2 separate regions of the Homo sapiens genome follow, and region 2 is linked to region 1. A link is an interaction called in ENCODE POLR2A ChIA-PET data of the cell type or tissue named here. Cell type or tissue: GM12878. All regions are shown on one strand. Region 1 has its middle 14 kb from the start of JAK2. Region 2 overlaps UHRF2 (ubiquitin like with PHD and ring finger domains 2).

What was found. Peaks named below come from ENCODE experiments on the same cell type or tissue, not always from the same donor. Only the 100,000 strongest peaks of a DNase experiment are listed, where the experiment ranks them.
Region 2: POLR2A ChIA-PET joins it to region 1 with 5 read pairs; 2 of 35 experiments call an interaction of 5 or more read pairs at or near these places.

Annotation. Positions count from the first base shown.
Region 1 is chr9:4,970,085-4,972,584 of GRCh38, forward strand. No RefSeq gene overlaps it. Among named protein-coding and RNA genes, the nearest start is that of JAK2, 14 kb to the right of the region's middle. In GM12878, no CTCF peak of the experiment used is centred here; DNase peaks (open chromatin) are centred at 1,177 and 1,447; H3K4me3 peaks cover 692 bases; H3K27ac peaks cover 1,342 bases.
Region 2 is chr9:6,424,009-6,426,508 of GRCh38, forward strand. The region is part of intron 2 of UHRF2 (ubiquitin like with PHD and ring finger domains 2); the gene reads left to right. Among named protein-coding and RNA genes, the nearest start is that of UHRF2, 12 kb to the left of the region's middle. In GM12878, no CTCF peak of the experiment used is centred here; no DNase peak of the experiment used is centred here.

The sequences.
Region 1 (2,500 bases):
CCTCTCTCCCATCAACATCCTTCAGACAAGACTAAACATTCCAGACAATAACATCCATACAAGAAGTTGCTTTCTTAAATCTTAAAGGAATATTACAGTGTAAAGAGAATACGTATTGAAATACTAGCTTCCGTTTAAAAAAAGTGGTGGAAGAAAGACCAAAGTTCACCCTTGTCCTTGATAATCATTCAAACACAACAAGGAGAATGAGAAACAAAAAATGCAAATGCTGGCTCGGTGGCTCATGCCTGTAATACCAGCACCTTGGGAGGCCAAGGCAGGCGGATCACTTGAGGCCAGGGATTCGAGACCAGCCTGGCCAACATGGTGAAACCCTGTTTCTGCTAAAAAATACAAAAATTAGCTGGGTATAGTGGTGCACGCCAGTAATCACAGCTACTTGGGAGGCTGAGGCATGAGAATCGCTTGAACCTGGGAAGCAGAGGTTTTTGTGAGCCAAGATTTTGCCACTGCACTCCAGCCTGGGTGACAGAGCAAATCTCTGTCTCAAAAAAACAAAGTAAATGCCATTTTTGATAAATCTAGGAGATAACTATAATTATGAACCACAAAATACAAGGAGGGACTATGGGAGAGAAGAATTCTCATGGCTGTGGAGTCTAGATTAAGGCAGCAGAGGATAGTTCTCCAAAGTAGGAGGCACACCTTGATTTGAGAGGCAACAACCTGTTTGGAATGATAGAAATATGGTGGGCAAGCTGGCAGCAGAAGCTTTCCTGCAATCTCACTGCCTTCTGCCCTTTTAGCTCCACCATTTCTAGGTCACTCTCTTACGTACCCTAACTCCAAGAATCCTTCAAACAACCTCCTTCTGGAACAAACCATTCATTCTGATCTGGTTGCCCTCACCCACCTCATATCACCTTCCTTGTTTACCCAGTTTAAATTTCTTGATCAATTATTGTATCAGTTATTTGCATACATTCTTAATTTCCTTGCCCTTTTTTCACTTCCTCTTACTCACCTGGGAAAATTCCAACCCTGCTTTATCTTAGATTCTGAGCTTTGACTTGTGCAGCTGAATGTGGGTGGCGAAAACCCCACAACCGTGCTGCTGTGTCTCAAACGTGCCGCTGAGGCATCTGGTGGGCTCTGACTGCTGCTTGATAATCAGAGTACATGTTCTTGGTCCTTTCACCCTCCTGCTCTTCTAAATGACTTCATGTTTTCACTTTTACCTTTGCACTCCAACGACTCTACATATTGTCCTCAAGCCCCCCAAAATTTACTGTCAGTTGATGAACTTGCTTCCTATATATAGAAAAAAAGAATATATCATCAAATGGAAGAATGAGTTGTCAGTCTCGTATCCCGTGACCTGCCTTCTCTTACTCTTTGGCAGCCATGGAGGTGCTCTGCTTAAGAGAATTTGCCATGAGGTGTGTAGTTGGCTGACAGCCTCCCGCTGATGAACTTGTGGTTTCACACTCAAAGCTCTTTTCAGGGTTTATAGTCAAAGCTCTTTCTTCCTCTTCCCATATGACTCTCAGGCCCCTCCCAGCCAGGATACTAGAGCTGGGTCATTTTTGCCTCACATGTGATTCTCCTAACAGGCAACCTCTGTTTTGCTATCTTTTATTGATCTGATAAAGACTTTCTCATAGTGGCACTATGGTCTAAGTCTCCTCCTACCCAATCTTCCTCCTCCTTTTTCATTCTTTAAGCCTTTTTGAGATTTAATTCACATATCACACAATTCACCTATTTACAGTGTACAATACTAGTTTTTACTATAATCAGAGTTATGCAACCATCGCCACAATCAATCTCAGAAAATTTTTATCATCCAAAAAAGAAACCCATACTCTTTAGTGGTCACTACCCAATACCCGCCTCTCCATGCTCCAAACCCTTATGGCCCCAGACATCCACTAATCTACTTTATGTCTTTATAAATTGGTTCCTTCTGGATAATTCATATAAAGGAATCATACAATACGTGGTCTTTTGTGAGTGGCTTCTTTCAGTTAGCATGATGTTTTCAAGGTTCATCCATGTTGCAGCATATATCTGTACTTTGTTCCTTTTATTGATGAATAATATTCCATTGCATGGCTTTATCACATTTTATTTATGCATTTGTCAGTTGATGGACATTTGGATTGTTTCTACTTTGGGGCTATTATGAATAATACTGCAGTGAACATTTGTGTACCGGTTTTTGTGTGGATATTTGTTTTCATTTCTTTGGGTGTATACCTAGGGGTGGAATTGTTGGTTCATATGACAACTGTGTGTTTAACATTTGGAAGTGCTACCCAGTCCTCTTCATTCCCTTTCTTCATTTACAGCCCTCAGACCTGCATCATAGTCTGAAGGATCTCCCCAACCTACACCTGCTCTCTTTTCCATTTATTCTTCACAGGTGTTTCTCCCAAAATCTCTTGCACATGTAATTCCATCCTGACATCTGCTTCTCATAGTACCCACACTTACACATCCTGGTGAATACTCTGTGCTCCCATCTAAGGCCTAGATC
Region 2 (2,500 bases), 1.5 Mb after region 1:
TTTAAACACATTCTATACCGGTATTCCCTTTAAAGACGAGCTAGACAAGGAAGCCAATTCATGCTTCCTTATTTGACATCTTTCTGGAAGTACTAGATAATGCAATTAGGCAGGAGAACAAAATAAAGTGTAAATATTAGAGAAGGCAAAGTTGCAGCCTATGGATACCTGGGAGAGCTGAGAAAATGTTTTAGAAAGTTATGAGCAGTCACTAAAGTGGCTATCTTCAAAGTTAACATTGAGCTGCTGATAGCTCAAGGAATTAATGCGTGAATTAGAACAGGAAAAAAATTTGCAATAACAAAAGGTAGAATCTGGGAATAAGTTAAGACTTATGTAAATTAAAACAGTGCTATATAGTGGTCACAATTAAGAGAGAATTTTTAGCACTGAAAGCCAACTTGCCATTTTTTTCTATATTACTCTGATTTCATCCACCTTTTAAATACCAATACTTAATACATTTTTTACATTATTACTTTTTTATTTGTGTTACCACCTCCATCATTACTTTTAAAATAAACTTATTTTAGAACAGTTTTAGATTTGTAGCAAAATTGAAGATAGTAGAGAGAGTTCCCATATATCCCACACCTAGTTTTCCCTCTTAAGATCTTAAGTTAGTGTGGTGTATTTGTTGAAATTAATGACCCATATTTTCTTAGCTTTTACCTCATGTCCTCTTTTTGTTCCAGAATCCCACTAGGATACTATACTGTGTGTAGTTTTTAAATCTCCTTTGACATTGACTGTGACAATTTCTCAGGATTTTTTTTTTTTTTTTTCAATTACCGTGACCATTTTGAGGAGCTCTGGTCAGGTATTTTGTAAAATCTCCCCCTGTTAGGATTCATTTGTTTTCCTTATTTGTCTGGGTTTGTTTTGGGGAGGAAGACCGCAGAGGTATTTTCATCACGTATATAGGGCACATACTATCAGTATTCTATTTGCTAAGTATAACTTAGGTTTTACATCAATGATAACATTAACACTGATGTGAACCTTAATCATCTGGCTGGGGTAGTGTTTGTCAAGTTTCTCCACTATTAAACTACTCCCACACCTCCTTCCTGTCTTTCCATACTGTACTGTTGGAGAGAAAGTCACTGTACAGTCCACACTTAAGGAGTGGGAAGTTAATGTACTTCACTGCCTTGAGGGCAGAGTATCTACAAAAAATTATTTAAAATTACTCAACATGGGAGGTGTATTTATTCAGACATTTACATCAGTATGAACTCATGATCAAATTGTTCCACTTTTGGCCTTTAGAAACTCGTTTATTTGATGGCTATGTCCCTTTGACATACCCCCATTATTGTGGGTGTTTTGTTTTTCTTAAGCATTATCTTACTTTCTGGCACTACAACATGCTTCAGGTACATCTTGTATATTTCCTGCTTCAGTCCTAGAATCAACCATTTCTCCAAGGTTCCCTGTTTCCTTTAATTGTCAAAGGATAGAGGCCGGGCGCAGTGGCTCATGCCTGTAATCCCAGCACTTTGGGAGGCTGAGGAGGGTGGATCACTACAGGTCAGGAGTTTGAGATCAGCCTGGTGAACATGGTGAAACCCCATCTCTGCCGAAAATTAAAAAAAAAAAAAATTAGCTGGGCGTTGTGGCACATGCCTGTAATCCCAGCTACTCGGGAGGCTGAGGCAGGAGTATCACTTGAACCCAGGAAGCAGAGGTTACGGGGAGCCGAGATCGCGCCACTGCACTCCAAGCCTGGGTGAGTGAGACTTCGTCTCAAAGTAAATAAATTAAAAAAAAAAAAATCAAGATCTCGGCTCTAGGTATGCTTCTTACTGTTGGTGTGTCATTGCTTTTAGAGCCTTCAACAGACAGCAAGGAAATAATACATATTTGTACTAACCTGTGTATATATACATCTATGAATATTTATGTAACTATCTGTATATTAAGTTTACATTATTACTTTTCATCTTTGGCCAGAGTTTAGAAGCTGCTGCTTTTGAATTGATTGTTTGGGCATTGACAGGATGGATTTGCTTTCAAAGGAGGGCCAGTTTATGTATCTGCACATCTGAGATTAATCAAAGTTCAGCAGTTTGGGTCAACTTAAATTTCTGTTTAGCAAACTTCTCAATACTCCACTATTCCTTCCTCTTCCCTCCCCAATCGAATTCGGAAGAGCATCAGGAGAAATTACTTCTCTCAGGAGGTCTTTGCTTTTTATTTTCAGTGTTAGTGCTTTGGCTGTGAACTACAGAATTTAAACTCTATTTGACATCTCTTCTATTTCCTATTACTATGTGGTATAGATGTTAAAGACTTGAGCTTTGCCAGGAGACCTGGTTTCAAATTTCAGTTCAGCTGCTGCTTGGTTATACAAATTGGCAAGTAAATCTTACATTAAGGTTCCCTTTCCCCATTTAGGAGCACATTGGAATCTAGTAATAAAATTCTCAGAAGGTTGCTGTTCATACAATAATAAATTTAGAGCTGTTTAATCTTAGTTGAAGCTACTGTAGATTTA